3 separate regions of the Homo sapiens genome follow, and all the other regions are linked to region 2. A link is an interaction called in ENCODE POLR2A ChIA-PET data of the cell type or tissue named here. Cell type or tissue: PC-9. All regions are shown on one strand. Each heading gives the region's core, and the rest is flanking DNA. Links, peaks and the distances in the headings are about the cores only. Region 1 overlaps MIR4435-2HG (MIR4435-2 host gene). Region 2 holds the start of LOC124906066 (a long non-coding RNA gene). Region 3 overlaps BCL2L11 (BCL2 like 11).

Region 1 (5,613 bases), core at 481-4,480, 49 kb after region 2:
GTGACGTACCTTTACTCTAGAAATCTCTAAATTATATTAAATCTGCTCCAAGATCGCCCTGCCCTACCTCACCCTCTCTGCCTGGTTATTGGGAGATTCAAATTCTGTCATTATTGGGGATCCTTTCTTGTCATAATGCTCCAGATGTCATCAAACAAACTTGGGCTTAGGTGATGCCAGGAAACCTGGGGGGGAGCATCCATTGTCTGCAGTGGCTGCTACCATTGCAACTTCGACACCTGCAGTCTCAGTGTGTGGGGGGCTCTGGGAGCTGCTCAGGGCCTGCTCCAGTTGGGGTGGACCCCACACCTCTCGTGATCTGTCCTCTAACTGTAGGCTCCGCTGCTGGAAATGTGTCGCTGCTCTCATGGCCACTGTGTGAGCTCCCAGTCTCGGCAAATGCACCCAGCAATGTCTGATTGATAGGGCACCCTCTGTGGGCCTTGTCCTGCTTGCTGCTAGCTGCTGCTGGGCCTCTCCCAGCCTGGGCCTCCTGTCTCAGTCTGAAGGCCAAGAGACAGCAGCGACAGCAGAGGAGGCAGAAACAGAAAACTCTCCGAGGACCCGGGGAAGTCACAAGGTGGCTTCCCAAACTCTCTAGTGCAGCACTGTCTGATAGAACCTTCTGCAAGGATGGAAAAGTTCTGTATCTGTGCTGGTCAAAGCAGCGGCCACAAGTCACATGTGGCTCCTAAGCAACTGAAATGTGGCTACTGTGACTAGGAACTGGATTGAAAGTTTTATCTAATTTCAGTTAATTTTAATTTAAATGCCCACAACTGCATGTGGCTACCAGGTTGGACAGCACACATGTGGAACACAGACTCCTGATCTGGGAGCCTTGAAAGATGAGCCGTCACTCTGATGAGGTGGAGGGCCTGAATTGAGCCCTGCGGTGGCACTCGGCAGGTCTTCAGAGGGGCTGGTGACCCCTCCAAGGTGCACAGCCCCTGGGCTACGAGCAGTGGCTAGTCAGGTTGGGGTCCCTGGCCTCTGCCATGAGTGGCCACTAGTGGAAGCCTCAATGTCTCCACCTCCAGTGGGCTCTCAGGCCTCACGTGCCCATGCCAGGGTAGGGGGCCTGTCGAGGAGGATGCCCTGGCACCCAGAGCTTCTCTGCTGTTTGTCCTGAGGGTTCCCTTGGGCTGGGGGCCTCAGGTGCAGGGCACATGCAGCCGGACTGTCCAGCCTTGTGGTATTTGCACATGAACTTTCCTGCGTGGGGATAGACAGCCTTATTCTTGTTTGTGTAAAGCCATTCCAGGAACTATTAATAGTTAGACTGGCATAAATAAGCCTCAGGTTTGGTTCTTGTTAGTGTCCTACAAATCCCTCAAACTTTACTCTTTTGGCTTTTTAAGGGAGAAGCTTTACAGTATGTTCAGGCACAATTGACAAGAAACATACAAGTTGTGCGGAGATGAGCAGACCCAGGGCCCCAGGCCTGAGCCTCTTTTCTCTCCCATGCCCTGCCTGCTCAAGTTACCTTGAGCACAAATGATGTCCTTCTGTGTGTGGGATCACAGACTGAGACATGGGGCTGTTCCTCCCCTGAAGTCACCCCTCAAGTTCCCCACATGATTTTACTCCTGGCTACTCCCCAGTTTGCTGTAGTTTGCTGGACCATGTGACCTTGGAGGGGCTCACAAGGCACAATGATGAAGCCACTGCCAGGGCTGAGCCTCAGCTCAACCAGCTACTTAATGCATGCATAGCAAGTTACTTAACACCTACTGACCTCAGTTTCCTCACCCGTAAACTAGAAATAGAGGAACAATTACCACAGAGAGTTGTTCTGAGGATGCAAAGAGTTCTTGCATGAAAAATTCTTAGGAAAGTGCTGCACATAGTAGGTATTCAATAGCATTAGCTATTTAGATTGGAATTAGTGGCTTTTTGCCATTTACTCCTGACTGTAGGAGCTGTTCTCTGGGCCCCAGATCTCCATTCCAGCAATGATCTCTCTCCTCCAACTCTGGCATTGGAGGAGTACCACAATCCTGCCTCCAGGTTTCATTTGCTGACACCCAGGGGCAGCATTAGGTGTAGAGTGCTGGACATCTAAGGGAAGAGGTTCAATTGTCCATCCGTTTAGTTATTTACTCATTATTCAATGAATGTTAATTGAGACCAGTCAGGGCAGCTGAGAAGCAGTGCGGTTGTGAGGAGGGCTGTTAGTAGGGGAGATGCAGGTGCTGGTGTGCTTCCCTGTATGAATATGGCAGCTAGTGCAGCGTCATGAAGAGGGAATCAGGGACACTCTGGGGATGTTAAAAACTCTGTTGATGTGGAATCAGAATCCCTGGGCCAGTCCTGCCTTCCTCTTGCTAGCTGTGTGGCCATGATCGAGGGTCCTCTTTGATCCTCCCTGATACATGGGCGAGGTGACCCACAGTGGCAGATGCTTAACCATCCAACATGGAGTCATCATCATTACTTAGACACCCTTCATTTGGAATCACGATTCTCAGTGTGAAGGGCACTTCCCACCATAGAAGCCCCTCTCTGTGAGCCCTCAGAGGGCTGTCTAATCCATAAGCCCTTTCCCTCCCAAAGAGGCAGCCCAGCGCATCACTGCAAAGCGCCAGCTGAGAAGACGTTCTATAAATTATCCAAAGCCTATTCTCTGGCACATCCATATTTTGGACCTAGCTTTGCCCCCGAAGTCATATAAGCATAGCCACGATGGGAAGGATGGTCATAACTCAACATGCCCATTCATATACCTTGAGCACATATCCTGTCCCAGAAACTGCTGAATTATTGCATGAGCCCCAGCTCCTTCCACACCAAAGCCCTTCCGACTGCATGGACCTCACCACTTCTTCTTTTTTTTTTTTTTTTTTTTTTTTTTTTTGAGACGGAGTCTCGCTCTGTCGCCCTGGCTGGAGTGCAGTGGCGGGATCTCGGCTCAATGCAAGCTCCGCCTCCCGGGTTCACGCCATTCTCCTGCCTCAGCCTCCCAAGTAGCTGGGACTACAGGCGCCCGCCACTACGCCCGGCTAATTTTTTGTATTTTTAGTAGAGACGGGATTTCACCCTTTTTAGCCGGGATGGTCTTGATCTCCTGACCTCGTGATCCGCCCGCCTCGGCCTCCCAAAGTGCTGGGATTACAGGCGGACCTCACCACTTCTGTTCAAGCTCTTCCTTCTTCTCATGATTCCTGGAAAGATTCTTTATGTGCTGAGGTGTTCAGCTACCCTTGATCTTGTGCTGCCTTCCACAGCATCTACTTGGCAACTTTCCAATGTCCCACTTCAGGTGGGCACAGTGACCTCCTTTGTCTGGTTTTTGGCAACCATACCTATCTGTTGGACCTGGGCACTGCACTGACAGCCAGCTGACCTCCCTGCCTCTCTGTGTGGGAACGTGCTGCAAAGCCACATCTCTCTAATTCTGTGTGTGTGTGTGTATATATATATATATCTTTTAGAGACAAGATCTCACTCTGTCACTCAGGCTGGAGTACAGTGAAGCAATCATAGCTCACTGCAGCCTTGAACTTCTGAGCTCAAGTGACCCTTGACCTCAGCCTCCTGAAGAGCTGGGACTACAGGCATGTGGCACCATGCCTGGCTAATTTTAAAATCTTTTTTTTGGTAGAGACGAGCGTCTCACTGTGTTGTCCAGGCTGGTCTCAAACTCCTGTCCTCCAGTGATCCTCCCACCTCTGCCTCTCAAAGTGCTGGGATCATTCTGAATATGAGGTGGTGACTTTTTAAAAAAAAACTTTTTTTTTAACCTAAGTAGAACTTTGCATTATCGCTGGTGTTGTCTTTTAGATTTAGCCCATGTATTCTCTAATATAAAACATGAAGCTTCATGTCATCTATAACTTGGAGTGGTATCCCCTTTACATCTTCACCAGAAGACCACTTGGATCAGTGAAGACCAAGAGCAGAGACCTGTGACATCCACTAGCGATTGTCTTCACTGTTGCCACTATCCCAGTGCTCTCGGGCACTGCATTGAACACAAATAGCTCCCCTTGCTGCACAAGTTTCACTGATGGGGGTAAAGGGGGTTATGAAATGTATCATGTGATCAAATCTGTGATAGTGATCCCACAGACAAATGGAGCATGTGGGGATGATTTAGACACTCAGCCAGCCTTGTCTTGATGGATACCCATCCTTCTCTGCTGCTCTCTCTTTCCTCCATCCTCAAGCACAGGGAGCTTTTGGCGAGGTTAGCTAACTTCGGGGCAGCTGTGAATTAGATACTGGCTGTAAGTTACCTCCAACATCCAGAGCATTTAAACGCTGGGCTGTCAATGATTGTCATTTTCATTGTTTACACATAATCACATCCTCAGTTTGTGGGGTGGATGCATTTGATTCAATTCAGATATGCCTTTCAAGCTGGCCCTGCTGAGCTGGGCCTGAAAGGCACATGGCTCATCTCATCTGCATGTGACAGTCTCTTTGAAGTCCCCAGAAGTGCCTGCTCAGAGTCATGCTCGGGAGGGAAGAGGTAAGGCACAGAATGAGTACAGACTGCCACCCAGCCGCAGGAAAGGTGACTGCACACCAGAGGTTCCTGGTAAGGAGGTGACTCACCCGTGACTGTCTCACCTGTCCAAAGTGTGTGTCACCTGCTCTGTGTTCACCCACTGGGTTCATCAGAGGGGCACTTGAACAAAACAGGAATGTCACTGGAGAGGGGAACAAATGCTGTCCCCAAGTCCTTCCCTGCCGTTTAGAGTAACACAGCCCCTGTCCGCACATCCTCACCCCCATCTGCCCTCTGCTTGCCAGAATTATCAGAATCTCTCCATTCTAATTTCAGCCATTCTCTGTGAAAATGAAAAGTTAGTGGCAGGCAATGGACACCCTATTGAAATAGAAATTGTTCTTCATATGTCAGAAAAGTCCCAGAGTAATCTGGGAGTAATCTGAGCAAACTGATTCAAAGGATTATTACAATTTCTTAGTCTTCTACTGCTGCAAAAGTGGCACTCTTTGATTCTCATGTTTGAGGTTCTAATTGCTACCTCATGCAGGACTTACGAGAGATCAGCCATGCTGCTTACACTGTGTGTAGTGAATCAATGTTATTCTGAAGGGCCTCCTGGAAGCAGTAGAGATTGGAGAATGTATGTCTTTTAACATGATCATTCCCATCCTATGGGGGTTGGGCACTCTTAACTCATGTTGCAGATGAGTAAACTGAGGCTTTTGAGAGTTTGAGGGTGCACAGCTTGAGGCAGAGGTGGAATTCCCAGCTTCATCCAAGAAACCACGAATCTCCAATGGCTTGCACACATCCAGGTTTGCTGGATCCTATTTGCCAAGACCACATGCAGATTAGGAGCCTTCAAACAAATTATTTCCAAGGGAGGGCATCTTTCTCTGTAACCCCTACCCTGGCAATTCTCCATGGCCTCAGGGAGTCCAGCCGGAAGCTCTGCGATGAGTCCTGGGGAACTCTCATCTGGAAAAAGGCGCTCATGACAGGTGGTGCCAACCTTCCACGGATGCTTTTCAGCATCTCTTGGGATGAGGATACAGAATTTCTCTTTCACCCTGTAAACGTGGTAAATGAGGGAATAGAATTTCCAGCTTTAATTTTTCTGAATAGGATTCAAAAATGAAATTGTATAAAAAGGTATC
Region 2 (5,904 bases), core at 1,252-5,251:
TCCCAGCTTGGCACAGGACACCCCGGGGCCAGCGTGGCCTGGGTCAGGCAAGCGCAGAACCTGGGCTTGCTGGGGCACCCCAGAGTCTGGAGGGAGACCCCCCAGCTCACAAAACTGTCTGGAAATTGAACGGAAAGATCTTAAAGGCATAACTTTTGTTACATAGAATGAAGTCCCATTTTATCCGCCCAGGAATATTTATTCATTGAGGACCCTATCTGTGTGTGGCGCTGTGTAAGTTCACTAAAAAAGACTTGGCAGGACGGTCTTTATTAGTCATGTGTGTAAAATCTGACCCTCCAGGTTAGCATCCGGCCAGGTGTTTGTTCACTTCAAATGCTCATTGAGTGACTTCTAGGAGGTACACATCGTGCGGGGTGCTGAGAAGGCACGGTAGCTACAGACGCAGAGAACTGCTGAGCAGGGGAGTGACCACCCTGGGTAGCCCTTGTTGATGTGATTGGTAATTGCTCTGGGGAGGCAGGTGGCACTGGGGCACGGAAGGGCCCAGATACTTGAGGGAAAGTGCCTGCACCGTCAGCCTGCCAAGGGCTGCAAGGGTTGTATCCCGCGTCTCTCAAGCATCACATCATCAGCCCTTCAGATGTGTCAAGTCATTTAATTCCCACAACAGCCTGATGAAGTAGGCACTGCTATTCTATTCTCCCTGCTTTTTCTATGGGGAAGTTGATGCATGGAGAAGTTAGATAACTTGCCTGAGGTCACACAGCTAACCTGGCAGTTCTTGAAGGTAACTCACAACAGATTTCCTCTAAATTAAATTCCATTCGGGCATTCAAAATAGAATTCTTTTCACAAAATGCATTTCACAACTTTTTCAGAAGACAGCAGTTGTTCACAGTGAATAAGCATTCAGCAGGTGGGCATGGCTAGAGCTGGGATGTTTGTCTCCACCAAATCTCATGTTGAAATTTGATCCCCAGTGTTAAGAAGTGGGGCCTAATGGGAGGTGTTTGGGTCATGAGGGTGAATCCTTCATGATAGATGAATGTCCTCCCTGGGTAGGGTGAGGGAGAATGAGTTCTCACTCTGTTAGTTTGTGAGAGCTGGTTGTTAAAAAGAGTGGATCACTTGAGGTCAGGAGTTCAAGACCAGCCTGGCCAACATGGCGAAACCACATCTCTACTAAAAATACAAAAAAATAAAAAAAATTAGCCGGGTGTGGTGGCGTGCACCTGTAATCACAGCTACTCAGGAGACTGAGGCAGGAGAATCGCTTGAACCTGGAATGTGGAGGTTGCAGTGAGCCGAGATCACACCATTGCACTCCAATCTGGACGTCAGAGCGAGACTCCATCTCAAAAAAAAAAAAAAAAAAAAAGAGCTTGGCACCTTCGTGTCCTCTTTCTTGCTTCTCCTCTCATGATGTGATCTCTGCACAGGGCTCCCCTTCACCTTCCACCGTAAGCAGATGCAGCCTGAAGCCCTCTTTGGAAGCAGATGCTGACACCCTGCTTGTACAGTCTGCAGACCCATGAGCCAGATACACCTCTTTTAAAAGTAAATACCCAGCCTCAGATATTTCTTCATAGCAAAACTACACAGACTGAGACAGGCATCCTAGCAGACTTCCCTCACGTGACCTCTGGCCAACTTTGCTTTCACATCAGCTGGTCAGAAACTTTCCTCCCCTGTTTTTGCACCAGGTGACCCTTCCTGCTCCTGTTAGGCTGACCCAGCAGAGATCCTTCTGCCCTGTCTACCTACAAGGCTGTTCTAACTGAGATAAGCATTGTAAAGGATGCCTGTCCTTGTCCTGGGCAAATGCCAGCTTCTTTCTGCAGAGTTTAATCCTTCAGGAATGTTTTGTTTTTCAGTTGTCTTCATTCAGTTAATAGATTTAAGTGTTTTCTTGATTCAGTAAACAGATCCCTTCCAGCTGTTCTCATTTGTTTTAGGGAACTACCTTTTGCCTATGGGAAGGATTCAGTGGGAATGGGAGAATCCCACAGAAAGACCCTCCAGTCTGTGTGACTGGCTGTAGTTCAGTGGAGTTCAGCTCATGCGTGGGGCACCTGCTGTGTTCAGACCTAGTCAGTCCTGTCCTCAAGGAAGGAGGGCTGGTCTGTGTGGGGAGGGGGCAGAGCTGTAGGAGTTCTTTCTGTGTCTCTCAGTGGGGAACCATGGCTTTTTGTTTTCTCATTCAAATATCTGAAAATATTTTATAGTCAAGCTTTGCAATCATTTCCTTAAAGGGTGTTTTCAAAAGTAGAGGGCTGGCTGCTTCACGTGGCAATATGACGTCAGGCCCATTAAACGGCCAGTGCTCAGTGAAGAGTGGTTTTCATGGTGAGGGCAACATAACAATGTTTCTGGGGTGCATCTACTGAATGGGAGGCATTGTACCATGTGCCCTGTCGCTTGGAATCCCTGGAAGAAAGCAGAACCGAGAAGAGAAGCCCGGGTTTAAAGCTGTGGTTTCTTTTTTGCAAGATAAAAACCATGTGATTTAGATATATGCAAACAAATCTTGAGTTAAAGGAAACTGAGTTTCAAATTAGATAATTGTCTCTGAGAAAGGCATTCATATATCTCATATTTCATTTCTAACTTTTTATCATAGAACATCTTAAACATACACCAAAATAGAGAAAATTATAATGAGCTCCCATCTGTCACTTGCCTTCAACAATGATCAACTTATGGCCAATTATGTTTCAGCTACAACCCAATCTCGCCCCATTCTAATTTTTTTAAAGCGTATCCTAAACATTGTATCATTTTATCTGTAAATATTTTAGTATATATCTCTAAATATATATGAACTCTTATTTTTAATAGACATAATCGTAATCATCATGATTTTAGGAAATGATTTTAATAAAAATCACACCCAATTCACGAAGTTAAAAAACCCTCCCAATATTCACACCCTTCTCATTACTCTTGGTTTTAAATGACTTTTCCTGTTGTTTGAAGCCCGCGTTGCAGTCTGACTCTGATCCTTCCAAAAACTGCTCCTAGAGAAGCTAGAGGTACGCTCTGAGATTAAGCTACCTCAACTTCAAGCCTCTGGATTCTGGGAGGAGTTGAGTCCACCCTCTGATCTAGAGTTTCCAGGCATGGCTTTGTGAATGCACCTACCTTCTTCCCGGATTTTTGCCCGTCTGACCCTCTTACACGAGAACATCCCCATGCATGGCTGTGGAAAATCCTCAAGTGCAGTGAAGGCAAGACTGAAAACAGAGCCGCTGCCAAACAGAGCAGCAAGTTGAAGGGCAAGTGCCTGTCAACACAATCCCCTTGAAAGACTATAAAGAGCTGCCAAAACATGAGATGCATCTGACATCCAGATAGTATTAGCTGACTGCTTCCCAAATGGGTTAGCTGTCTACAGAAACGCCCTAGGTAGCTGATATGAATCGCAAATGTGCTGTGACTTGATTAATTTGTAACAGTCAGAAATTAGGTAGTTCAGTGCTAGTCATGCTCAAGCTCAGTAGTAGCTGGTTTAGTTGTTTTTTGCTTTTTTCTGTTTGTAATTGGATCTAGGATGATAGTGTACCATCCCCCAGCAGTCATAGAAGACATGGTAAAAACTAGCTTTACACGGGTCCTGGACTTGAGGTCACGGGTGTGGAAGGTGATTCACTAGGGAGTTGGCTCTTAGCTTAGTGGGTCATGTATTTCTGAGAAGCTTCTTTCCTGAGGTTTACAGTCAGTTTCAGAGGTGAATGAACTGCTTCAGATGATCAGAAAGATACACTCTGTCATTATTCCCCCAAGAATAATCTTTGCTTCTGTAGTTACATTAAAGCTAAATTTTGCTGCCAGAGTAGGAGCCATCCATTATATTATAATCGATGACATGAATGTTTTGCTCAAGTTCAGATGTCTAATAAGAGTCATTTTCTTTCCGAGGGAGTGTTATCAGTTTCATGAATATGCGCTCTGTATTTCATTAGCATTCTTCTAGCAAAACATGATTCTGAGTCATTTCTGAAATATCTGCTCTCGCCTGCAACTTGTTTCTCAGTTTTTACAAAAATTGCCTTTTCTACTTACTGGCAGAAAAGTTTGATACCGCACGAGCCTAAAATGGGTATGCTGAGAAAAAACACAGCACACCTATGGAACCGTGACCACAACAGTGCATCGGTCTCTGTCCCACCGTCTCATTCGAGGTTAATCCCTCTCCACAGGGCGGCACCTCAGCAGGGAAGGGCGAGTCTGAGGACTGAGGGTAAACAGTCATGACATGGGTATTCACTATCATGGCTTTCTTAGATTTTTAAGCCAGAATGAAGTTCAGAGAGCTTGTCAGAGGATGTTGAATGAACAGAAAAGGAAATTTGGAACCCATATGAAAAGAGCTGCTTTATGAATCACAGAGAGCTTTTGAGTTCCAGCTTACAGTAATTCAAACACCACTCACTTATATTCAACTGAGAGCAGCTCTGGCCCAGCCTTGTCCCCTGACCCCGGGGACACTTTCTCTAGGATGAACAAGAGAAGATGTTCTCCACTGTACTAGCTGCCAGTGTGTTTCTTTCAACCGAGGAAGTATCTATGTCTCTTATTCTATGTCATTATTGTAAGAATGGTCTACCTTGATCCTTAGAAGCCAACCAGGATGGAGTCCCATTTTGCAGAGTCTGCTGTGACTGCCAGCCACCCCTGTACCATGGACTTCCACAGCAATGATGCTGTGCTGCATCTCCATCCAAAGGGATTGCATCTGTTTTAATTGCTTGACTTTCAAGGACACTCAGGGACAGGTACTCTTCCATAATTCTACGTCATCCCAGTTTCACGGGGGCATGAATCCCCCATCCCCTGCAAGGTCTACTGCTCTCCAAAGTGTGTGTCTTTGAGATGGAGGCTCTTCACAGGGTTCACCACCTCTGCAAGTAGGGCTGTGACAACTCAGCCTTGTGCACTGCCACAAAAGGCCCTTCAAGAGCTTCTAGAAATTTCTGGCTCACAGAAGCCACTGGAATACTGTAAATGGAGTTGGTTTTGGTGGCTCTGTCCTTTGATGGGAGGCTCTGTCTCCTGAGGCCAAGATTGAAGGCAGGATCTGAAGATTGTGCGCCTGGATCAACTCTAATCCTTTCCAGCCCAAGAGAGTTGTTCTTGCTTCTTCTTGGACTGTTGTGAGAAACTTCCACACTGACTGCTTGGAAGTGTCACATGTTGGACCTCTTGGTACCAGTGTCTCTGACAGACTCATACCACTGGGAGCTCAGAGCGAGTGGCTGAGGCCAGCAGAGCTGAACACTTAGTGCCCTGTCCCTGCATTCTGTGGGATCAAGAATGAACTGGAAGTAGGATGCCGCCCTAGAGGAGGCACAGGTGCTACAGAGGCAGCTCAGCTCAGGAAGCGGACGTGAACCCCTTCCTACCCCCCATTAGTGCTGTGGCCATGAGGCCCCCTCACCTGAGGGGGAACACCTCTGTCAGCCTGGCTATCTGCCACCAACAAACACATTTTCCTGGGAAGGGGCCTGGATTCCTCCAGTTGAGCCTCCTTAGATGCACAGGTTGCACCAGGGTGGAGGCCACAGCCAAAACCAAACAGTGTAGCATGAACAGGCCAGGCTCCCAGACTGGGAAGGGAGGACTGCCTGGAGGCAGCAGGAGGCTGGAGCCACATTTGCCTGCAAAAAGTCTTTTCAGACGCACATCTCAGGCCAGTTACGCAACTGGCTCCTGGATCCCTCTGCCCAGGCCCAGTCCCTCCCATTGCCTCTCAGTGTAAAGCAGGGAATGCTGCAGGATGGAGAGTCCTAAGCCTTAATCGTGGATCTTGGGATTCAGAGTCCAGAGAGGATAAAGAAGCAAATTCACAGTCAACACTTCCTTTTTTTGGATGTTTACCATAGTGAAGTTTTGTGCAAAGTGCTATGGGGACATGATCTGACACATCATGTTCCCCCACCC
Region 3 (5,904 bases), core at 1,212-5,211, 360 kb after region 2:
GTGTGTCTAGTACATGGTAGGACCTTAATACTCAGATTAAGATTTTAGGAAAATGACCATCTAAAATATATTTTTAATGGGGTTGCATAAGCTCTCTGATATCGGCAATGAAACACGACATCTTGATGGTGTCTTTTAAGAGTGGTAGGCCAAGTTTGATCTTGTTTAGCTATTAGGTAAGTGGTTATTGTAAGAACTAACTCTTCCCAAATCTACTTTATGGAGCCTGAGTGGTTATTATAATCATGCCTTCCTGGGTCCTTTTCTGTAATACCTGTAATCATTCTATAACATGCCCAGAAAAAAAGCCTTCAACATTCTAATATATCTTCTCCTCGGTCATACAGTCTTCTAAGGACTTAGGGGTTGCCTCAGGAAAGATAGAGTTTCCAGGAAAAAAAAAAAACAAAAACAGCAAGTGGTAGAAGTTACCCAAAAAGATTAGAGACCACCTTTTGCCTTGCTATTTCCCATCTCCTCACAGCCCCATTCTGGTCTCGACAGGGGAGATTTTCACAATCAGTCCATCACCCCACACCTTCTAATTCATCTTGTTTAAAGAGACTTCATGCAACTTTTGTATTCGGTCCTTCTGACAGGTAGGAATGAGTCACTGCTTTGGCTGCCAGCGACAGAAACCAGCCCTGGCTAATTTAGCACAAGGAGAACATGCTGGAGGGTGGGCGCCTGTTGCATAGTCCAGCAGGCAGCTCAGAGACGGGACCCCGGGGTGCTGGTGGCTGGGGGGCCGGTTACTGTGGCCAAGAACACAAACATGCCCTGCAGCTTCAAGGATGCTGCCCTCCAAATGGCCCCTCCTTGCCTTGCTCGCTCCAGAGTCAAAGTGCTGGGAAGAGTGTTTTATCAGTCAAACATTAGGCCATGGGCCTGCCCTCAGCGATACCTCAGGCAGGGAAAGAAAGGGGCAGTGGGAGGCAGGCACACAAAGGGAAACTGTGGTGGAGATAAGGGCTGGATGCAAGGCATCCTCCCCTCTTTCCCAGAAAAAGCAAATAGGAAATGTGCGGGATTTGAAGGAAGAAAAATCAAGTGTACTAAAAGCATCCAAAACCAAACACAATCGATGGATAAAAATATTATACATCTTGGAAAACATCTGGAAAAATGGCAATTCTTCCCTAAATCAAGAGTTACTGTAATCCTAAATGAGACCTCCAAAGAACTTTCTGAAAAGCTTCAACTAATTCTAAGATGCACATAAAAAGACAATGTAAAAAGAGCCACGATGATTTTGAAAAATAAAGACAAGAAACTCAAAACAGATAAAACTCAAGTAATTAAAATAATGTAGATTAAACAAAAGGATCAATGAAAAAGGCAAGAGCTGAGATACAGAACCGTATGTATTAGACTTTGGTATATTGTCAAAGGATCAATTTAGGCTGGTGGACAAAAAGACAACAGTGCTGGCTTTCTGTGGGGTAAAAACTAAATACTGTGGATCACTAAAAAAATAAATTCCAGGTGGATTAAGGTGAAAAAAAAACCCCAAACTGTACTGGTTATATGAATAAAACATAAGAAAATATATTTAAAACTTTGTCATAGATAAGTTGTCTTAAACGAGATACAAAATACAGAAACCTAAGCAAGACTGACAGACTGACAAATCTGACTTCTTTTTTTTTTTTTTTTTTTTTTTTTTTGAGACGGAGTCTCACTCTGTCGCCCAGGCTGGAGTGCAGTGGCGCGATCTTGGCTCGCTGCAGGCTTCGCCCCCCGGGGTTCACGCCATTCTCCTGCCTCAGCCTCCCGAGTAGCTGGGACTATAGGCACCCACCACCTAAGATGACAACTTCTACATAAAATACACCACAAGCAATTAAAAAACATGCTGCAGAATAAAAACATATGTTCACAAAAGAGACTCATATGCTTTGTATGAGAGTATTCATAGCAGATTTATTCATCATAGCCCCAAACTGGTAAGAACTCAGGTGTTCATTAATAAGACAATAGACAAAGCATGGTTTGTTCACACAATAGACTACTACTTAGTAATAAAAAGGAAGAAATTACTGATAATTGTAACATGGATCTCATATTCTGAGCAAAAGAAACCAGACACGACACAAAAGACCATATACTGTTATGGTTCCATTAATATGAAGTTCAGGAAGAGGTAAGACTAATTTATGACGGAAAAGAATCTCAGAACAGAGGTTACCAATGGGGGCAGGAGAGGAGGGATTACCTGGAAAGCAGATAACTTTCTGGGAGTTACGGTAGTATTCTTTATCTTGACAAGGGTTTGAGAGACAGCTGTATCCTTGGTCAAAATTTAGCAAATGCACACATAGGATTTGTATGTTTTACTTTATGTAAATTTTATCTTTGGAGAAAAAAATTATAAAAAATTGATGAACTCTAAATGATGCTGAAGTATTTGGGGATAAGAGTATTGGTGACAACTTGTTTTGAAATGCACCAAAAAATAAGCCGGATTAATAAATGAATACATGATAATGCAAAGGTAGTAAAAGTTAAAGGTAGAAGCTAGGTAGTGAGTGCATGGGTATTCTCTGTAAAACTCTTTTGACTTTTCTGAATGTTTGGAAGTTTTCACAATAAAATGTTGGGAAAAAAAGGCAACAGATTGAAGGAAAAGTATTTCCAACATATAAGAGATTTTTTTGTCCAGAATGTATAAAGAGCTAATCATCAATAGAAAAAATACTCAACCAAAAATTAGCAAAAACTTTCAGAAAAAAAGGCAAATGCCACCAGTGCCTGAAAAGATCATCCTACTGCATTGATAGAAAAATTCAAATGAGCACCACTTGCTCCTCACCCAGCAGGCAGACACCAGCTCACTCATGTCTGACAGCACTGGGGGTAAGTGGGTGTTCTTATGTGCTGCCAGGGCCCGTGTGAAGTGGAGCTGCCACTTTGACAGTGTCTTCCAGAGTCTGTTGAGGCTGATCTTCCACCTCCCTGTACCACAAGAGTGGGATACCTATGAGCAAATTCTATGCCTGTGCTCTGGCACTTGCTGCAGTAGTTAGCATGAAGTGGAGTCGCTATGGAAAGATATGTGACCTATTGCTAAGTCAGAACCATATACAGAGCTATGGCACTTACAGAAAAGCAAAACTGCTGTGTGAGTACACACAACACACACACACACACACACTGCAGATTAAGAGTCCAGGAGAATGCAAACTCCTACCTCAGTGAGGAGGTAGGATTAAGACAGAACAATTTGATTTGAAACAAATACAATTTGAAATAAATTTACAAGACCATATTCATGTATTACTCACCCGATTGAAAGCATTAACAGATTGTTAGTCTAAAAGAAAGCTGAGTCTGTCTTTCACTTTCCCAGCACTTAGGGTGAAAGTGCCAAATTAAATACTTATTAGGATTTTATCACCTGTATCCCCAAACCAGGCTTTAATTTCTTTCACTCATTCCTAAGGCAATTCCCATCCACCCTACATGACGGGAGCTGGGAACTTGGCGGTTCCTGGTCATCATTTCACACACAGGGTCTAGGCACGTTTGGGTGACCCCTTTGACCCTGAGCAGGTGCTGCAGACAAGCCCTTTCTATTATGGGGTTGATGGGGTAAGATGGCTGGGCACCTGCCATATCACTCATCAACACAGTACAGAGCCGGCTCCTAGTACACTTCCCTGCCCCCACAACTCCCCACCCAAGTGCTGAGTCATATCTGACTGTGCAGGCAGAATACTTTTCGCACCAGCCACATCAAAACTTTAAAGACTCGTTTACTTTTAAGTGTACTGCACGGATTCGTCTTCAAGCAAAAATATATGAGCTACACACAGCTACATTTTATGACTGATAATAGCAGATGTGTGGGCGTGTACATGTTCATATATAATTTCAGCTGTTTCTCTGACATTTTGTGCAAACAAATCAAACGCTCACCAAAACTAGTTGAAAGTTTTATTTTTATAAAATTAACATAAAAGATTGTTTAAAAATCTGCAGTTATTTACAGCAGTATTGCACAAGTAAAGTGGCAATTACCCTGTCAAAATTCATCAGTGCAAAACACAAGTAAGCCAGGGAAACTGCAATACAAATGCTACATACGCTGGGTCCTAGAAAACAGGTTAGTGATGGATCAGTATACAGCCAGATCAGTGCTATTTATAAGTGGGTACCTGATGAGTTCTGATACAGTAACTAGTGGTCACAGAATCTGGACATAAAACATAAGAGAGCTTCTATAGTCTGAAATTCCCAAATAAAAGTAGTCAAGTTACTTAACTGGGAGCTTGAGGATGCTTCTTACACACAATGCTGTTTAGAGTAGACCCCAACTGATTTAGCGTCATCTGTAGACACGTTTCCCCCACCCCACGTGTACGTGAGTGGACACACACAGGCACCAGGCTAAATCAGCAGGGATGGCAGAACCACCTGCATGGAACCACCATGAAGTCTCCTTAAAGCTCCCATAAGCTTTCACATCTTGACACCCAGTCCAGTGGGGCCCCAACCTCCCCTGAAGGAGATGGAGTATCAGAAGGAGGGCATCGACCTGAAGAAGCAGGCTGACCAAATGCAGTGACCGTATGGGTGGGGCGTGGGGAGGGCTGTACAGTTAATTAGCTCCTGAAGACAAGTTAGTCCAACCTCAAAGCACAGGAAGTTGCACAGCAGGTGGGGGAAAACCCAGCTACTCACAGTTGTCCACAAGGGGTTAGTGGCCTGAGGTGGTCCTTAGGCAGGAGCCACCTGTCCCACCCATTCACTTGTCCTGCCTGGCCCTAGCCCTGAACAACTGCAATGCAGCACCTCTGGAAGTGGCACATTTTATTTCTTTTCTAAACGCTGAGTTGTCAGGGATAAATTTTCAATAGAAAAATCTTTCCCACCTGCTGATAATACTTTGGTTTTTTTGTTTTCCTAAAGATAAAGCCTGGAGTCAGCAAAATTTGCTTGCATGATAAGCTAGTTGCTTTGGAACAAACAGAAGGTTGCTGGGTATTTCTTGGAGTAGAATTTTGTAGCCTGCCAGACTGAGTTTCTCACTGGCATCAAACACACACTTCATCATAAGGGCGGCAAAGCCCAAGAATTGAAACCCACTTGACTGGAAATACCAGGACCCGAAGGTGGAGAGCCACCCTGGAGGACCACGTGGTCTGCAATGAGCTCTCCAGTCACCCCCGACAACTCTCAGGAGTTAACTTCATGGGACGGCAGGGGAGTGGGAGACAGGGATGTTAATACTTTTCAGAAATTAAGACATTAAATAAGCAGAAAATAAATATACAATATTTCTACAAGTTACAGCATTATGAAACAGTAGGACACATCACACAGAAAAAGAATCTACAATATTTACAATCCTTGATTTTGAAAAAGTTGAGAAAAACAGTGATTTTTTTACTTATTTATGCTGTACAAAATTTTACAAGGTAAAGGAAACACAATTGCACACAGACATTTGGCTCAGTTGATAAGTAATATGACCTACGAATCTAATAAATACTCACAATATATACATTAAGAAGGGGAAACGGCAGACAATTGTATTCCACTATATTTTTTTAATCAGAAGGAATTTTAAACTTGATTTCTCCGCAACCCCCACCCCCAAAATTCTTGATCAACTAACCAGTTGGGAAGGGCATCTGAAGAATCACTCATGAAACTATTTTGTGTGTGTTTATTGCGTTTCTGTGTTAAGTCACAGGACACTTTTTACAAACCTCACATAGGGAGAGGTTGTCAAGGCACAAAACCTGCAGTAAGTTTCCAAAAAGGGGATTTAATTATTTTTTCTACAAAAATGTTTTTTAAAAAAGGTAAAAACGTATACCCACGGGAGGCATACTTTCTGCACAGAGGCATCTTGATAACCAGATACATACAGTACAGAGACATCCAGTCATCGCTTTA

What was found. Peaks named below come from ENCODE experiments on the same cell type or tissue, not always from the same donor. Only the 100,000 strongest peaks of a DNase experiment are listed, where the experiment ranks them.
Region 1: POLR2A ChIA-PET joins it to region 2 with 5 read pairs; 1 of 35 experiments calls an interaction of 5 or more read pairs at or near these places.
Region 3: POLR2A ChIA-PET joins it to region 2 with 5 read pairs; 1 of 35 experiments calls an interaction of 5 or more read pairs at or near these places.

What each region holds. Positions count from the first base shown.
Region 1 is chr2:111,482,157-111,487,769 of GRCh38, reverse strand. The region is part of intron 1 of MIR4435-2HG (MIR4435-2 host gene); the gene reads left to right. Among named protein-coding and RNA genes, the nearest start is that of SOCAR, 6.5 kb to the left of the region's middle. RefSeq lists an enhancer at 1-712. In PC-9, for the core only: a CTCF peak has its summit at 4,320; no DNase peak of the experiment used is centred there; H3K27ac peaks cover 293 bases.
Region 2 is chr2:111,531,386-111,537,289 of GRCh38, reverse strand. LOC124906066 (a long non-coding RNA gene) reads right to left here and starts at 4,791. Exons shown (of 2, transcript XR_007087190.1): 1 at 3,106-4,791; 2 at 255-2,391. RefSeq lists enhancers at 4,011-4,512, 5,015-5,514. In PC-9, for the core only: no CTCF peak of the experiment used is centred there; DNase peaks (open chromatin) are centred at 1,689 and 3,478; H3K4me3 peaks cover 617 bases; H3K27ac peaks cover 2,837 bases.
Region 3 is chr2:111,166,463-111,172,366 of GRCh38, reverse strand. BCL2L11 (BCL2 like 11) reads right to left here. Exons shown (of 4, transcript NM_138621.5): 4 at 3,923-5,904. Among named protein-coding and RNA genes, the nearest start is that of BCL2L11, 49 kb to the right of the region's middle. RefSeq lists enhancers at 3,465-3,574, 4,696-4,755. In PC-9, for the core only: no CTCF peak of the experiment used is centred there; a DNase peak (open chromatin) is centred at 3,676; H3K27ac peaks cover 1,150 bases.